2 separate regions of the Mus musculus genome follow, and region 2 is linked to region 1. Evidence: chromatin loops called from intact Hi-C (ENCODE). Cell type or tissue: left cerebral cortex. All regions are shown on one strand. Each heading gives the region's core, and the rest is flanking DNA. Links, peaks and the distances in the headings are about the cores only. Region 1 holds the start of Mpdu1 (mannose-P-dolichol utilization defect 1). Region 2 holds the start of Kdm6b (KDM1 lysine (K)-specific demethylase 6B).

Region 1 (8,318 bases), core at 239-8,238:
CCGGAGGCAGAAGCAGGTGGATTTCTGAGTTCGAGGCTAGCCTGGTCTACAAAAGTGAGTTCCAGGACAGCCAAGGCTACACAAAATACCTGTCTTGAAAAACCAAAAAAAAAAAATTCAACTGGTTGGTTAGGCCTAGCCCAGATGATGTAGGTGTCAACTCACCTTGGGGATGTAGGGAGATGGTTGTTCTGTAGCTCTTCCTGTCCTGCAACTAAATAAATAGGCTAAGCTGACCTCTTACATCTGCCTTCGGCCTCCTGTGCTAGGATTGGAGTGCATGGGTGGGGTTGCATTTCTTACCAATGAGGAAAGGGCTTCCCATTTCTCTGCTGCATTGTAAGCTCCCAAGTAGAGCAAGTTTTGCTTAGGTAAGTTCCGTGTGAGTCAGCTGCCTCATTCTCACGAGGTAACCAAGGCTTTGTACCGCCCACTGAGAACGTCACTGCCAATCACAGCCTAATTGTGAAAACCAATGGCTTGAGTGGGTTGCTAAAGCTGAGGTGTCTGAGTCAGGTTTGGGGTGGGATTATTTTAGTTAAGGGAAGTGAGGCTTTTCATTTCCTCTTCCAAGAGAAGGCAAAGGGGATTGGATTGAGGAAGGAACTGGTGTAGCCTAGCTGGTCTGAGCATCTCTGCCATGCGGCTCCCTGTGTGTCTGATCTTGCTAGGACCGCTTATAGGTAAGGAGAAATGGGAGGTGGGGGAGGGAGGGCTCATGGGCAGGAGCCTGCACCTGGGTGGCCAACCAATCTCTTACTGAAAGCCCAAGGAACAGAGGAAGACTGTCCTCACAAAAAGGCCGTTACTCTCCTGCCATCCTTCACGATGACACCTACAGCCACAGAAAGCACAGCCAGCCCTACGACCAGCCACAGGCCCACCACCACCAGTCACGGAAATGTCACAGTTCACACCAGCTCCGGACCCACAACTGTCACTCATAACCCTGCCACCACCACCAGTCATGGGAATGCCACAATTTCTCATGCCACAGTTTCTCCCACCACAAATGGCACTGCTACTAGTCCAAGATCCTCCACTGTTGGCCCTCACCCTGGACCACCTCCACCCTCGCCTAGTCCAAGGTCCAAGGGGGCTCTTGGGAACTACACGTGGGCCAACGGCTCCCAGCCTTGTGTTCAGCTCCAAGCCCAAATTCAAATCCGAATCCTATACCCAATTCAGGGTGGAAGAAAGGTAAAGCTAAAGTGGGGCTTAAAGAGGGCAAGAGGCAAGTCCTGGGCTCGTTCAGCAGGGAAGAGGAAGAGAAGAGGAGGGGATAAACTGGATGGAGCATTCTTGTGATTTCAGACCCACCATTGCACTTCTACAGGCTTGGGGCATATCTGTTTTGAATCCCAACAAAACCAAGGTCCAGGGAGGTTGTGACGGTACCCATCCCCACCTGTCTCTCTCATTTCCTTATGGACAGCTTACCTTTGGATTCAAACAGGTATACAGCTTGAGTTTGTCTCTATCCTCTATTCTTCCATATCCCATACCTGTACCCCCGGAGCCTCTGTTCTTGCTCTGTGGACATGGATGCCTCTGTCCCTGATGCCTTGAGTCTTTCTGTTCACCTTAAGGACCTACATCAGAGCCCGAGTACAGTCTACCTGGACTACATGGCGGTGGAATACAATGTGTCCTTCCCACAGGCAGCACGTGAGTAATCTCTTCTCCTTACCACACTAAAAGTCTAGGCTGGGCGTGCTGGGCTGGTGGGGAGGACTCAGGAGTCAGGACTGGATTTGACTCTTAATTACTAATTACTGCAGAGTGGACATTCATGGCGCAGAATTCATCTCTTCGAGAGCTCCAAGCTCCCTTGGGCCAAAGCTTCTGCTGTGGAAATGCAAGCATAGTTCTTTCTCCAGCTGTTCACCTTGACCTGCTCTCTCTAAGGCTACAGGCTGCTCAGCTGCCTGACAAGGGACACTTCGGGCCATGTAAGCCCTACCTACTTCTTCTTTCCTAGAGCTCTCCCATTGCTCTGGAAACCTTCCCCAGAACTCTTTTTCTAGACCTCCGCCTCCTCTACAAGACTGCCTTATTTCCCCTTTGCTGACTGCTCTCACCTATGGGTTGGCTCCTCAGCCTTTCTTCATCCCCTTTCCTCTTCCGTCCTCCCCCACCTCCCACCTTTAGCCCGTCCACCACTGCAGCAATTCTCAGGGATCCCATTATTCTGCCAGGTTTCTCTTGCAACCGTGACCAGTCCCTCTTGCTGCCTCTCATCATTGGCCTGGTCCTCCTCGGCCTCCTCACCCTGGTGCTCATCGCCTTCTGCATCACCCGCAGACGACAATCAACCTACCAGCCCCTCTGAGCATCTGCCCCAGTCCACTGTGTAAGCCACCAAGGAGCGCCTCATCTCTTCACCATGCCACTGACTCAACAGTTACCTTCCTTCTCTGTCTTTAGGAACACAATGAAGAGATTTTATAATAGGGGTGGGGAATCAATAAACATGAATGGTACCTACTACTCCTTTCTTTCCTCATTAAGAGTACAAACACTTAATGAAATCTTTTCTCTTGGCTTGCCTTGTCCTGCCGGGGCTAAAAGCCACGAGTTTCTTGTCATATGCCTTCCTGTGCCTTCCCGTGGCTGAGTCACCAAGAGACAGCTGGCAAGAAGGGACAAAAGTACCAGAGAGTGACCAAATGCCTTCATTGGTTCATCCCTCAATGTCCTGTGACTGCTGGTGAAGCTGCCAAAATTCCCTCCTCCCTCTGGGGCCAATGGCTGCCTAGTCCCTTACAGAATGAATCATTCCGACCTGACACCCTGTTGCTGACCCTCGGGGCGCAGCTAGGTACAACACAACTAAAATATGAGTAGGTGGCTGTATTAATTTATTTCAAAAGTGGTGACTGAACAATGAGATTCCATGTGCACTGTGGCCGGGGCTAGTTCACTGAGGAGCCCACTGGTGCAGCCGACTTCTATGAGGCTGTGCTACGAGGAACAACTTCAGGCCTCGCAAACACATCCCCGAGTACCAGAAGGAGAGGGAGCGGTGGCAATTGCAATCTGCCCTTGTCCAGATATAAAAAGGGATTTTTCAGACAGCCACCCACTGTACCAAAGTATAAATTCTACTGTTTATAGTAGGACATGGTTCAACGGATGGGAGCCAAGGATGGGTGCCTTTCCAATTTAACAGTCCCATGAGGTTACAGAAATTCTTGGACCAGAGCCCCCACACAGCAGAGGTACATGTGACATTATGCCCTGACCAGCAACTACATTCCCCTCACCCCCAAAAACAAGGAACTGAGAAACAGTTTAGGAATGCCCTACAGCCTGAACCAAGAGTAGGTGTCCTGGCAGTGTGGTGGAATGTAGATGGCTCTCTTCGCCTAACCCTAGGGGCCCTTTCCCAGACAAATACTGGAATTTTGCTCGCACCCTCTGGGTTCCCACCTAGACACAGCAGACTGAGGTCCCCTGTTGTGTCAGGGGTTGCTCTCCTGCAGCGGAGCTCGCCCCTTACGGATGGCTGTGAGCCACCATGTGGTTGCTGGGATTTGAACTCAGTACCTTTGGAAGAGCAATCGGCGCTCTTAACCGCTGAGCCATCTCACCAGCCCCACCGTCATCCTCTTAACATCTGGACAGAGGACGAAGCAGGGGACCAGAAAGAAGGCCCAGCTCGGAATGGCTCTTTTGCGGCTCTATTCCCTCTGGAGAAACCAAGAGGAAAGATAAAGAGAGCTGCAGTGCTTCTGCTAGCGCCATTTTGAAGACTCGAACTCTTTTCCCTTTCAACTTCAAACACTATCAAGTTGGCCGAGATTAGACAAGATGGCGTACATGCAGGGGGGACAGGGCGAGGGGGCAGCATGGACCTTGCTTTCAGAACAAGAGCGTAAACAAAAGTGAGGAAGTCCTAACAGCGCAGGCGCCAAACGCGGACACGCTTTAAAATTCGAACGTCAAGGCGCGCACAAAAGCCTGCCTGGGAAGGAGACCTGTGTCCCCTAGAGGAGGCGGGCGAGCATCACGGAGAGGGAAGAGCAGCCCTGGCCTCGGGGACAGCAGGGCGGGGTGTGCGCGGCGCGCATGCGCGGCGCGGATAAATGGCGGGGGTTGTCCCGCCTGGCGGAAGCTTAGCTTTCCAACATGGCGGGGGAGGCCGACGGGCCGTTCAAAGGGCTGCTGGTGCCAATTCTTTTACCTGAGAAATGTTACGACCAGCTCTTCGTGCAATGGGACTTGCTTCATGGTGAGTTTTATTTCAGCCTTCAAGGTCTAGCTGGAGCAGCCTTGAACCGTAAGTTGGCGTGACAGTGGCGATTAATGTCACCGCGAAGCTGGGCAGAAGGCGGTTCTGACGAGGGCGGAAGTGTTTGGGGCCCTGCATAGGAAAAGTGCCATATTTGGGCATGAAGGGGTGTCTCCCGAAAAAAAGTTAAATTTGTGTTTTACAATCTCGGAAGTCTGTACCCAACCCTCATCCCTTTCTGGGCTGGGAGTCGAACTCAGGGCGGCATGTGCTACTCTGCTAACCAGGCTCTAGCCCCAGGCTGGAAAACTCGGAGCTTTTTTGTCGTACCCCCCCCCCCCCCCCCGACAGGGTATAGCTCTGGCTGACCTGGAACTCGCTCTGTAGACCAGGCTGGCCTCGAACTCAGAAATCCACCTGACTCTGTCTCCCAAATGCTGGGATTAAAGGTGTGTGCCACCAATCCTCGGCGGAAAACTCGTATTTTATAAAACAAAATTAAAACCCCAGCCAGGCATGTAGGCCTCCTTTCGCCCCAAGCACTCAACTGACAGAGGCTCACAAATTTTTTTTTTTATCCCCTCTCTCCAGCACCAGCTTCTGGAATTTACTATGTGGCACAGACTGCCCTTGAACTGGCAACAGTCCTCCTGCCTCAGTCACTAGAGTGTTGGGAGTATAGCACTTTTCCTTTCCTTTTTCTTTACAAAGGCCTTTGATAAGCCTTCTCCATCTCTCTATTCTAAGTGACTTTTGGCTTACAATAGTCAAGACGCCTTCCTGGGCCAAATGCCCACCAGGTCAAAGATTCAGTGGTAGAGAGATTGCCAGGATCAGGGTTTTGTAGGCAGCAGCTCAGCTCACTCGCTGCAATCTATTGAAAATCAGCCCTGGACACAGGGTTTGAAAGAAAAATGTTTTTTAAAAAAAATTAGAGAAATTGCCAGGAACTGTGGCCCACACCTTTAATCCCAGCCCTTGGGAGGGACCCAGAGGCGGGAGTTCAAGGACAGCCTAGGCAACTGGATGAGTTCCAATACAACCAGGGCTGGCTACACAGAGCAGCCTTGTCTGGAAAAACCAAGATAAGAAGTAAATGATAGGGGCTGGAGAGATGGCTCAGTGGTTAAGAGCACTGACTGCTCTCCCAGAGGTTCTGAGTTTAATTCCCAGCAACCACATGGTGGCCTACAACCATCTGTAATGGGATCCAATGCCCTCTTCTGGTGTGTCTGAAGATAGATAGCTACAATGTACTCACACACATAAAGTAAATAAATAAATAAATCTTTAAAAAAAAGAAGTAAATGATAGAGATAGTGGAAGAACAAGGATAAATGTCCTGGAAGAGTGGGGACAACCTGAAGGTTCAGGAATGTATGAATGTGGGAATGGGGTGGGGGGGGAGAGAAAAGAGTCAGGGAACGCCTGTGGGACTGGAGGGGTGGCTTGCAAGGCTGGCAACCTGGGTACAATTCCCGGAACCCACAGAAAGGCAAAAAGGGAGAACTGGCTCCTCAAAGTCTCTGACCTGAACACATGCACCTATGTGCTCACACACAAAATAGGGTTGTTTTATTTTTTATTTATTTTTTAATATTTATTTATTATTATACATAAGTACACCGTAGCTGACTTCAGACACACCAAAAGAGGGCGTCAGATCTCATTATGGGTGGTTGTGAGCCACCATGTGGTTGCTGGGATTTGAACTCAGGACCTTCAGAAGAGCAGTCAGCTCTCTTACCCACTAAGCCATCTCGCCAGCCAGGGTTGTTTTGAAATGTAGATTTTTTTTTTTTATGTGTGTCTTTTCACTTGTATATGTGTGTGTATATGTATACTATACATGACTGCAAGGGCCTGAAGATGCCACTGGAGCTGGAGCTACGGGCATTTGTGAGTCACTGGAGAAGGATGCTAAAAATTGAATTCAGATCTTCTCTGCAAGAGCAGAGATGTGCTCTTAACCACTAAGTCATCTTTCCAGTCCCAAATGTTTAAAATGTATTTCTGTTGTGGTATTCCCTTATATACACTCAGGTCAACAGAGTTGGCAGCAGAGCCATCTTGTTGGCCTAATGATTTCTTTAAAGATTTATTTTTGTTTTATGTACACTGGTGTTTTGCCTGAATGTATGTATGAATGAGGGTGTCAGATCTCCTCGAAATAGAGTTAAGAGTTGTGAACTCCATGTGGGTGTCAGGAATTAAACCCAGGTCCTCTGGAAGAACAGTCAGTACTCGTAAACACTGAGCCATATCTCCAGCCTTTTTAATAGTTTCTCTATATCACCCTGGCTGGCCTGAACTCACTATGTAGACCAGGCTGGCTTTGAACTCACATAGCTGTCCTTCGATCCCAAGTGCTAAGATTAAATGTTTTTGCCACCACACCTGACAATAGTTTTTAAGTATTTGAGATAGGGTCTCACTGTGTAATTCTGGCTGGCTTTGAACTCAGAGATGATTAAATAAGACTAAAAGCCTGAACTACAACACACATCCCTTATGACTTTTTAAATTTTTTTTCAGCCAGGCGTGGTGGCACACGCCTTTAATCCCAGCACTCGGGAGGCAGAGGCAGGCGGATTTCTGAGTTCGAGGCCAGCCTGGTCTACAAAGTGAGTTCCAGGACAGCCAGGGCTAGAGAAACCCTGTCTCGAAAAACAAAAAAAAAAAACAGAAACAAAAACAAAAAAAGATTTCATTTTTAATTAATTTATTATGTGTAAATACATTGTAGCAGTCTTCAGACATCCCAGAAGAGGACATCAGATCTCATTAAAGATGGTTGTGAGCCATCATGTGGTTGCTAGGATTTGAACTCATGACCTTTGGAAGAGCAGTTGGTGCTCTTAACCTCTGAGCCATCTCTCCATTTTTAAAAGACATACTTTCTTAGTGCTTTTTTTTTTTTTTTGACAGGGTTTCTGTGTAGCCCTGGCTGTCCTGGAACTCACTCTGTAGAACCAGGCTGACCTCGAGAACTCAGAGAACTCAGAAATCCGCCTGCCTCTGCCTCCCGAGTGCGTCACCACGCCCGGCCTTAGTGCATTTTTGTTAGTACAGTTTATTAGGGGGGCCATGCATGGAAGTTCTGGAGTTGTTTCTGTCCGTCTACCACGTGGCTCCTGGGTTAATGAGGGATAAAAGTTAGCTTTTTAGTTACACAGGCATTGCTTAAGAATTCCCTGACCCTACTCTCCTCAGGAACTGGATGGCCTACTTCAAATGCTCCTCCTTCCAAAGACAAGTGCCCACACCATACATTTCAGAACCTTCTGGTTATCCTGGTCCTTCTGAAGGGGACAACCCTACTCTTTGCAGCCCTCAAAACTATTTTAGACGTGTATTTATAGGGAATGGAAGGGGGACAGGAAGGAAGAAGCTGTTGTGACAGCACACCCAGTCTGAATAGAAGATGTCTGTAGCAAGGATGTTTGCCCTGTCATCCCTACCACCCCCAGAGACTTACTGGTGTGGTAGGTGTGGTGGTCACGGGTGAGGGAGAGGGCAACAGCTCCTAGGAGCACTTCAAACCCTCACCTGGGCGCCAGAGGCCTCTCTGCTGACTGCTCTCTCTTCTCAGTTCCCTGCCTCAAGATTCTCCTCAGCAAAGGCCTCGGGCTGGGCATCGTGGCTGGGTCACTTCTCGGTACGTACAGCTCCTTCCTGCTGTTGGAGTAAAGGGAAGGGAGGTGAGAGGCTGAGGATGCCAAGGCTGGGGATAGAGTGCCCTTTCCTCAGCCCTGCTGCTTTGTCCACAGTCAAGCTGCCCCAGGTATTTAAACTCTTGGGAGCCAAGAGTGCAGAAGGACTGAGTCTCCAGTCAGTAATGCTGGAGCTAGTGGCACTGACCGGAACCGTGGTCTACAGCATCACCAACAACTTCCCCTTCAGGTGAGTGAGGGTCCACTCTTCACGCCCAAAGCCAAATCCCCAAGATTCTCTTTGGGTTTTTCAAGACAGGGTTTCTCTGTGTGGCCCTGGCCGTCCTGGAACTCACTCTGTAGACCAGGCTGGCCTCAAACTCAGAAATCCGCCTGCCTCTGCCTCCCAACTGCTGGGATTAAAGGCATGT
Region 2 (8,318 bases), core at 1-8,000, 240 kb after region 1:
CGTGGCCTCCCAGATCACAGAGGCCCGGACCCTCTTTGAGACCCTGCTTTCCCTGCAACCCCAGATCACACCCACCAGGGTTGGTGGCCAGAGCCGAGAAGAGAAGGTAGGAAGAGAGATGCCCGGGGAGAGGGCATGTTGAGGAAGGGCAGCCTAGCCCCGAGCTTCTGCCTCCCTAGGTCCTAGAGTTGGCTGCTGATGTGAAGCAGAAGATCCCCGAGATGATCGACTATGAGGGGACCCGAAAGTTGCTGGCTCTTGACCCCTCCCCACTCAATGTGGTCCTCCTGCAGGAGATCCAGAGATATAACAAGTTGATGAAGACCATCTTGTAAGACCGAAGGAACACTATAGAACGTGGGAGGGGAAGGAGAAAGACAACCCCACTCACGGTTGGGATGGCTCTCCCAGGCCTGCACCTCTTTAATAGCCTACCTGCCTCCTTCCACTCAGGTTCTCCCTGACAGACTTGGAGAAGGGCATCCAGGGCCTCATCGTCATGTCAACAAGCCTGGAAGAGATCTTCAACTGCATATTTGATGCTCATGTCCCTCCACTCTGGGGAAAGGCAAGCTCCCAACGGCTGTCAGTCCTAACCCTGACCCTCCTCTTCACTTCATTTCCAGGAGGCATATAGCAGACTTCAAAGAGCCTGGGGTTCCAACCCAGACAGGTTCAATCTGTGTTGAGATCTGGCTCTGCCATTCACTGACTGCAGACCTTAACTTATAGATGTAGTCACATTAATTTCTGCAAGGATATTTTAAGGATACCCCACTCCCAAAGACTGTCCGTGGTACTCACTCAGTACCTGATCTCTGCAGAACAAGCACCCTTCATTCAAAACTCGGAAATATGAAACGACCTGAGTGCCAAGCACAGTGCTCAAAAGGTTTCAGATTATTAATTTTTCAAATCAGGGATCCTCAACCAGTAGTCTATGCAAATATTCCAAGCACACCCCTGAAAAACCCATGAGAAATCTGAAGCTCTTCTGGCACCGTGCATTTTGGATAAAGGATAATCTTGTAGTGATACTATTATTAATAAGTAGCTGCTATTTTATGCCCCCCCCCCCCAGTTAACTTTTGGAGAGCTTTGGCGAATGCCCCAGGTGTTCTTAATACTGACAGGGAAAGCACTGTGGACAAAACACCACATGCACCCCCTCGTTCCTCAGGTATATCCCTCACAAAAGCCCTTGGCGTCATGGACCCGGGACCTGGCTGTGCGTGTGGAACAGTTTGAAACATGGGCCAGTCGAGCCCGCCCTCCGGTGCTCTTTTGGCTGTCTGGCTTCACTTTCCCCACTGGCTTCCTCACTGCGGTACTGCAGTCTGCCGCTCGCCAAAACAACGTGAGCATCCAGAGCCGGGGAGGCAGCCTAGGAACGTGCATTCATTCCTTCTCTTCCTTGGGGGCCTCCTTCATTGTCGCCTTCAATCCACAGATCTCAGTGGACAGCCTCTCTTGGGAATTTATAGTTTCCACTGTGGACGACAGCAACCTGGTGTATCCACCCAAGGTGGGAGGCGGATGGGCTCGGGATGAGGAGGGAAATGGAAGAAACAGTGGGAAGTGGGGTGAAGAGGAGGACAGAGGACTTAGGTCAAAGGTATTGTCAGCGTAGGGTCTTTCCCTCAACTCTGTCTCCATTTCTCTCCAGGATGGAGTTTGGGTTCGGGGCCTGTACCTGGAGGGTGCTGGCTGGGACCGAAAGAATTCTTGTTTAGTGGAGGCGGAGCCCATGCAGCTGGTCTGCCTCATGCCCACGATCCACTTCCGTCCAGCAGAGAGCCGAAAGAAAAGTGCCAAGGGTGGGAAACTGCCCCCTCCCTATCCCGTTTGGATACTAACCCATCCTCCCTGCTCCAGTTCCCAAATGCACTTGCTCTGATCTTCCAGGCTCCAGAATCTTACTTCTTTTCTTCTCCCCTAGGCATGTACTCCTGTCCCTGCTATTATTATCCCAACCGGGCAGGCAGCACAGATCGAGCCTCCTTTGTCATAGGCATCGATCTCCGATCTGGATCCATGACATCTGATCACTGGATTAAGAGGGGCACTGCTCTACTGATGAGCCTGGACAGCTGATGAGCTCTTCTCTCCTCCTTGAGAGGGTCGGAAGCCCTAGGACCTTGAACTAAAGCTGGATCTCAGGCTTTGACTTTAGCTGAATCTAGCATATAGTGACACTCTGACAGTACCTAGTGGCGCTAGCGGAAAAGGTGGAAGACTTGTATTGGCGCTCAGTGCAGTAAAAACCGTGCAAAACCAAGCCCCAAGTCTCTCAATGATGGTGTTTTAATGTGTGTTGGGGGTGGAGGAAACCTGGAGGAGGGAGGGAAGCTGGGACTTAAGGAAAGGAGCTGCTACAACCAGAACTGAGAAGAGAAAGGTGGCCTATAAGAGGAGGCGTGGTCTTGAACTACTTGCCCACCAGGCCTAAAAGAAGGTGTGACCAAGTCTCCTGGAAAGGATTTGAGCAGGCGGGGTGGGGCTTGCTTTGGAAGGGCGCGCGATGCAAATAGAATAAAAGACTTGTCAGGTAAGGGTCCGTGATGGGCTCTATACACTGCACAGTAACGAAGCCTTGCAATCCTTACTGGGGATTCTTATCTGAGACTACAGCTGAGGGGAGCGGACCGAAGGCAGGGCGGAGCCGGAGAGAGGGACTTCAGCGCGAGGGGCGGGACCACGAGTCGGGGGCGGGGTTGAGGAAGGGGGGTGGGGGCGGGTGTTTGTGTTGGAAAATCAAACTGCGCCACGGGGTGGAGCGGCCCCCCCAACTCCTGCCTGGGAGGGGGGGCCGCTCGACCCCCGAGAGGCCTTGAAGATCCTGAATACCTGGGACCCCCAGAACCAGGTAATGGGAAGCCGCAGGGACTTTTGGAAAGAGGGAGACCATCTCCTTGCAAGGGGGAGGGGCGGGACGTCAGACTCTCTGGAGAGGTCGGGCAAGGCATTTGAGTCTTGGGAAAAGCAATGTCAGAGTCGGGGCGCAGGACATCTAAGTTCCCCAAAAGGGAACAAGGCAAAGGTAGTGGAAAACCCGTGGTCTTGGCTCTAAAGGTCAAAAGGGCCTAAAAGTAATCCCAGTCCCGCTTGGGATGGTGAATTGACACTAGGGCGGGGCTCAGCGGTCCTGAGGAAGGAGACTATAGGACAGTTTGCAGATAGGGCTATGGCTAGGCGCTGGCTCACTGAGATCAGAAGCGATCAGGCAAAGTGAACTTCCAGTTACAGGGCCACTCAAAGGTTCCCTCCAGCTCTTTTCTCCGGGGAGATGTGTATGTATTCTCAACTTTCACCATCCCTCCAGGAGCGGTAGCTTTTCCATCTCACAGCACTCCACCGCACCGTCTGCTCTCGGCCTCGCCTGGTTCGTTCCTCTAGTTGCCGGTGCCCTCCTCCTCACTTTTCCGTCTTCAGTTCCCTAGCCTTCACTGGGCTCTGGCCCTTTCTCCATGCTGAACCTTTCCCACGTAGCCACGAGATGGCGAAGATGAGACGCCCACCAGAGCCGAGGGCCATGCGGGTTGGGGGGGGGGGGCTATCTATAGCTGTGACACGCACCTTTGAGAAAGGTGCGCTGAGGTTCACCTTTGATTCCCTGTCATCTGTCTGGCACCCGCCCCCGGCCCAGGAAATTGTAAGCATATGGGTAAAGTGCAGAAGCTAGGGACAGGGCGAGAGACTATGCTTTTTCCGGCCTAGAATAAACAGTGGTGAAGTGGCATTTGGGTTGAGTTGGTCACTAAACTGCAGATTCGTTTCTGGCTTGTGGCCTGTGACTGTGTCTTGGAGGCTGGAGTGTGGGGAAGGTCGAAGGCAGAACACCTAGTTCCTGGCGATGAGAACTCCGAGAGAAAAGAAGTAATTAATTGAGGTGCGATAGGAACGGACCCAGTGGTTGCTCAGAGTAAGGCTGGTCGAACCTCCGTCGCTTGCCAGGGTTGTTTTCTCAGTTGCCAGAGTAACAGGCTGGGGAACGTCCACCGCCAGATTCCCAAACTCACTCTCTCCAGTCCAATCGGCTTTAGCGGACGTCGACTACGTCAGGGTCCTAGTGACCAATGGGAAGCTGTCATAGAGAGCCTGAAAGAGGGAGAGGGAGGAGGTGGAAGGGGGGGTGGTGGCGGTGGCTACCCAGGATCCGCACGTGCACTCCCACACGCTCCACTCCCTGTACAACCCCTTCCACTGCACGAGCCCAGACAGTCTCTTGCGCCTGCGCGGCGAGTCGTGTGTGTGTCTCTCCCTCCCTCCCCCCCCTTTGCCTCAGGTCGTCAGTCTGTGTTTGCAAACTAGTCCAGGGTTGTGTTTCTCAACCCCTGCGGGCCCAGACGTCTGGGTGGGTTTGCGCTCTTTAGCCGGGTGTCGACTGTTAATGTCAGCCTCTCGAGGGAAGGCCCGCTACCTGTGTTCCCCACCGCCACCCCCAGCTGGCGCCCCAAGCTCCCAGGTGGGCTGGGCGGAGCTGTGGTTTCCGGCCCCCTAGGCTCAGCCGCGGCTTTCCCGAGCTCCGGCAAAGGGTGTTTCCACAAAAGAAAGGGAGTGGGTACAAGCACCCCTTCCCGAGGCTTAACCCACCCAGGCCTAGCTGCAGTTAGTGACAGGGCAGGACACTGTGAGAAGCCCCTTGTGGTCCCGGTGACTTTCTAGGCCAGAGGGTCATTACGCCTATTTTCTTTTTTTCTTGTAAATTCCTGCTTTTGATAGGCAAACCAGACCTTCCTCTTCCCTTCCTTAACATTTCCTCCTCGCACGCTCTGGCGTTCTTTACACCTCCCTTGGCTCCTTTCGGGCTGTCCCCGTCTCCACTCGTCCTTTTCTGCTTCTCCAGAGGGTTATATAACTCTTCCTCTCCGCGTGTCCTGATTTCAACTCCACAGACTCCGCCCTGGAACGGCGCGGGAGGGGCGGGAGAGTTGGGGACCCAGACAGATTCCGGCTGGCGGCCAGCTGGGGCACAAGGGATCCTGCAGATAGCAGACGGAGTCCCGCGGGACTTGGTTGGTGCCCCGTCCCTTAGTCTCCCGCCCCTAACCCGGGATCAAGCCCAGAAGAAAGAAGGCACAGTATTTCCGAGGGGCGTGTCGGGACAGTCAGAAATGTGGGTTGGGAGGTCAAGGCTGGAGGCTGAGAGGAGGAGGCAGGCGAATGACCGGATTCCCTAGGATTGGTTCTGCTGGGGTTAACAGAGATAAAAGCAGGACGCCTGGGTTCCCTCCTTCGTCTCCTTTTTGGGTTCCCAGAATTCCTAAAGCTATTTTCTCAGGAAATTTAGCCAGCTAGCAGCTTCTTCGCCCTGGTAGGAGTCAAAGGTCTGTGTTCGAGGTGGCCTGGGATGATGTCACCAGTGCACGTGCCCCGGGACGGTTGCCAGGCAATGCGATCTCCTCCCCTTTCCATTCCCTCCCACCTCTGCCCAGAGTCCCGTTCCAGTCCCGTGCCATCTCTTTCTCCTTTCCTTTCCCTTGGCATTAGCATCCTGCAGGTGGGAAACCCTGGCCTGGAGTTTCGTGAAGGGGGAGGGGCGCGGGTGTGGTGTGGCCTGAAAGACTTTGCCCCTTTGCTGGCTTGAGAGAATTCTGGGTCTTCCCCCCCCTTCTTTTTCCTAGATTGCCATGGAAAAACTTCCTCTCCAGTCCCCACTACCACTACCACCCCCCGTACTCCCTCCCGCGCGCCCTTGGAAGTGTCTCCTGAAGTCTTTTTAGTTTCCCACCTGCTGCATGGCCCAGTGTCAGGTTGCCCCTTTCCCAGCTTGAGCTGAAGTGGGTGTAGTTGCAAGACAGCTGCCCCTAAGAGAGGAGCTGTATGTGGGTATACACACCAGCCCATCCCTGCGACTCCCGTCACCTCCTCTTACCAAACTGAGGAGAAAGAGTTAGGCTGAAAAGTCAAGGTCTTTATCTGTGTAGGTAGGTGGATCAGCTTCTGGTATTGCCCACTTTTGAGAGAGAAGTCCAGTGATAGTTATGGCTGCCCTCTGTTAAATCTTGGAGTTGGTGATGGTATTACAGAGTCTCCTTTCTTGTGCCTAAGAATGTGGATTGTCGGCTCAAACCTGGATTCTAACCCCAGCTCTGCCACTAAATGGGACTCGGGAAAAGTCACAACCTTGCAGAACCTCCTATCTGCAATCTGGGACATTTAAATATCAATACCTACCTTCTAGCTGATGGGAGGGGGCAGTGAAATAATTTATGCAAAGCATTTAGCACAGTGGTTGGTATAAAATTAATACCGAATGAGTATCAGAAAATACATATTATTAAATGTTGTTAGTTATTATAGTGGGTGGACCTGTTTCTAAAGTAGCCCTCACAGGGGATTGGTTAAAGAGTGGAGAATTCTGCTACCTGGAGTGTGTGTTGTGTGTGTGTGTGTGTGTGGGGGGGGGGTGTCAGGGATTAGCATCGACTACTTTATGTACCTTATTTGATGTGGGCTTTAGCCAGATTTGTATTGCTTTCTTTAGGTTTATTTTTCCCCTCCTTAAAAAAAAATAGCTAAGACTATATTCCTTTGGCTGTTAAAATAATTACGTTGTAGCTTGTGATTTTCAAGCGATACTCTGGTTCCCTCCCATGTTGCTCTCTGGAGCCTTTCATTTTGCAAAGGGACTCCACAGTTTCCCTAGCGGGGACATGGCTAGGCTAAAGGGGTGTGTAAAAGGTTGGGGTGGGTGGGTGGGTGGAGAGAGACTAGTGGGGGGAGGCTGGGGGAGCGGGTAGTTAAAGGAAGAGACCGGAAGGGAGGAGGAGGGAGCCTGCTGGTGGGGAGGGAGGGGAGGAGGAGGAGGTGGAGGAGGAGGAGGAGGACGAGGAGGAGGAGGAGGGAGGGAGGGGGTTGGGGAGAGCCTGCTACAGTTCTTTGTTTGACTCCGGGACTCAGGGACGGGGAGGAGGAGGGAGGGAGGCAGAGGCTGCAAGCGCCGGGGCAGGCCCAGGAGGCAGAGGAGGGACCGTCTCCCCCGCCCCCCAGCCCCCACTCCCCCCCCTGCTGCTTCCCCCTCCCTACCCGGACTCTGGGGGCACCGCCGGGGGACAGACACCCAGCAGGTAACCCTGGCCTGGCTCTCCCTCCCCCTGTCTGATTTTCTTCCACACCCTCCCGGACGACCCCTTTCCGTCTCCCCGATTTCCCGGGCCTTGCCTTTCCCCCCCAGCCCTCCTTGTTCCATTTCTGCGAGTTGGGCTTGTCGCCTGCTGGCTCCGCCACCCTCCGTCTCGTGCAGCCTGACTCCCTTCCCCCCACCCCACAGTGTGTGCTCCCCTGTTCTGCCCGAGGCACCTTTTGGGGTTCTGTCTCAATGTTTCTTAGGCTGGCTTCTTCCGACCAGTCTCATGGGGCTCTGAGGAAGGAGGGAGTCCTTATTCTTTAATGGCTCCCCCCAGTCTCCCTTGCCCCATTCTCCTCGTAGCAGTCTCTAGGGGTGAGAGAAAACCGGAATTTGGGGCCTGATGGAGAGGCAGGGGGGCTGTGTGTTGCTGGAGACAGGGACAGTGAGTGTGTGAGGAGGGGGTGGGGATTTGTTAGAGACCAGGCTGCCTCTCTGATGTCCCTTTAAATGGCCCTTACATATCTGGGGGTTAGGGGGTGGGGTGGTGGCAAGCTGCCTGCCTGGGGGGCAGGGCCCTTGGTTTGTCCACACCGTCAGGGGTGGAAATGATTTAAAGGGACAGCCTTGGTGTGGCCACTGCCACCCTGTGCTGGCAGGAGGGGGAGCTGGCAGGCTATGTCTACAGAGGCTTGGCTGGTGAGCAGGGCATTTGAGGCTGTCTGGGACTGGGCCTCAGGTCTCCAGTCCAGTTACTGTGGCTGGAAAAGTGCAAGAAGGGGTTGACAGCCTGCCCTGAGGGTGCTCAGTCTAGGCTTTCTTCAGAACCCCATGGGTGAGCCCTTTGACTCCATGACCAAGAATCTGTGAGTCTGAACTACAGAACCTGTGGGCCAGAACCAGGTGGGGGCCACTGGCAGATCCGCAGGTCAGTAGGGTGACCTGGGTACTTTAGAGCTGGCCCCTTCAGCTTCCCCTTTTGTTGTTTGGTTCTTTGCACAAGAAGGCCCCAGCCCCTCCTCCTCATGCACATGCCCCCCCACCCCCACCCCAGCTGTTGGGCAGATGAATTACAGCCTCCTGCTTGGGGCCAAGGCTGGTAAGGGATTAAAGTTCTGAGGTTGGCCCTTTAAATGGCTGTTGGCCCTCCCCCACTCTGGTGTCCAGACACCCATCACATACCCTTCTGACCCCCTTGGTCTGGCCTGCAACCCTCCCCCCCTCTATAGGCTAGCCTACCCCGTAGCCA

The links. A loop is a pair of places that touch in the nucleus more often than their neighbours do. Peaks named below come from ENCODE experiments on the same cell type or tissue, not always from the same donor. Only the 100,000 strongest peaks of a DNase experiment are listed, where the experiment ranks them.
Region 2: a loop joins it to region 1, with 2.4 times the contacts of the local background. A loop is called at or near these places in 2 of 42 quality-filtered maps.

What each region holds. Positions count from the first base shown.
Region 1 is chr11:69,658,385-69,666,702 of GRCm38, reverse strand. Mpdu1 (mannose-P-dolichol utilization defect 1) reads left to right here and starts at 4,054. Exons shown (of 7, transcript NM_011900.4): 1 at 4,054-4,234; 2 at 7,827-7,892; 3 at 8,005-8,137. The coding sequence starts at 4,132. Cd68 (CD68 antigen) reads left to right here and starts at 533. Exons shown (of 6, transcript NM_001291058.1): 1 at 533-683; 2 at 767-1,200; 3 at 1,337-1,456; 4 at 1,590-1,668; 5 at 1,782-1,952; 6 at 2,199-2,490. The coding sequence starts at 641. The coding sequence ends at 2,332. Mir1934 (microRNA 1934) reads right to left here and starts at 3,660; the gene lies at 3,578-3,660. In left cerebral cortex, for the core only: CTCF peaks have their summits at 3,996 and 5,429 (motif pointing left); DNase peaks (open chromatin) are centred at 452, 844 and 4,002; H3K4me3 peaks cover 1,712 bases; H3K27ac peaks cover 2,430 bases.
Region 2 is chr11:69,414,769-69,423,086 of GRCm38, reverse strand. It overlaps Kdm6b (KDM1 lysine (K)-specific demethylase 6B), which reads left to right and starts at 6,893. Exons shown (of 24, transcript NM_001017426.2): 1 at 6,893-7,070. Dnah2 (dynein, axonemal, heavy chain 2) reads left to right here. Exons shown (of 86, transcript NM_001081330.1): 80 at 1-106; 81 at 180-331; 82 at 454-568; 83 at 1,181-1,357; 84 at 1,451-1,525; 85 at 1,667-1,817; 86 at 1,940-2,278. The coding sequence ends at 2,094. Gm51903 (a long non-coding RNA gene) reads right to left here and starts at 7,574. Exons shown (of 2, transcript XR_003949708.1): 1 at 7,303-7,574; 2 at 2,284-4,098. In left cerebral cortex, for the core only: CTCF peaks have their summits at 3,462 (motif pointing right), 4,538 and 7,737; DNase peaks (open chromatin) are centred at 5,425, 6,940, 7,149, 7,705 and 6 more places; H3K4me3 peaks cover 5,280 bases; H3K27ac peaks cover 4,787 bases.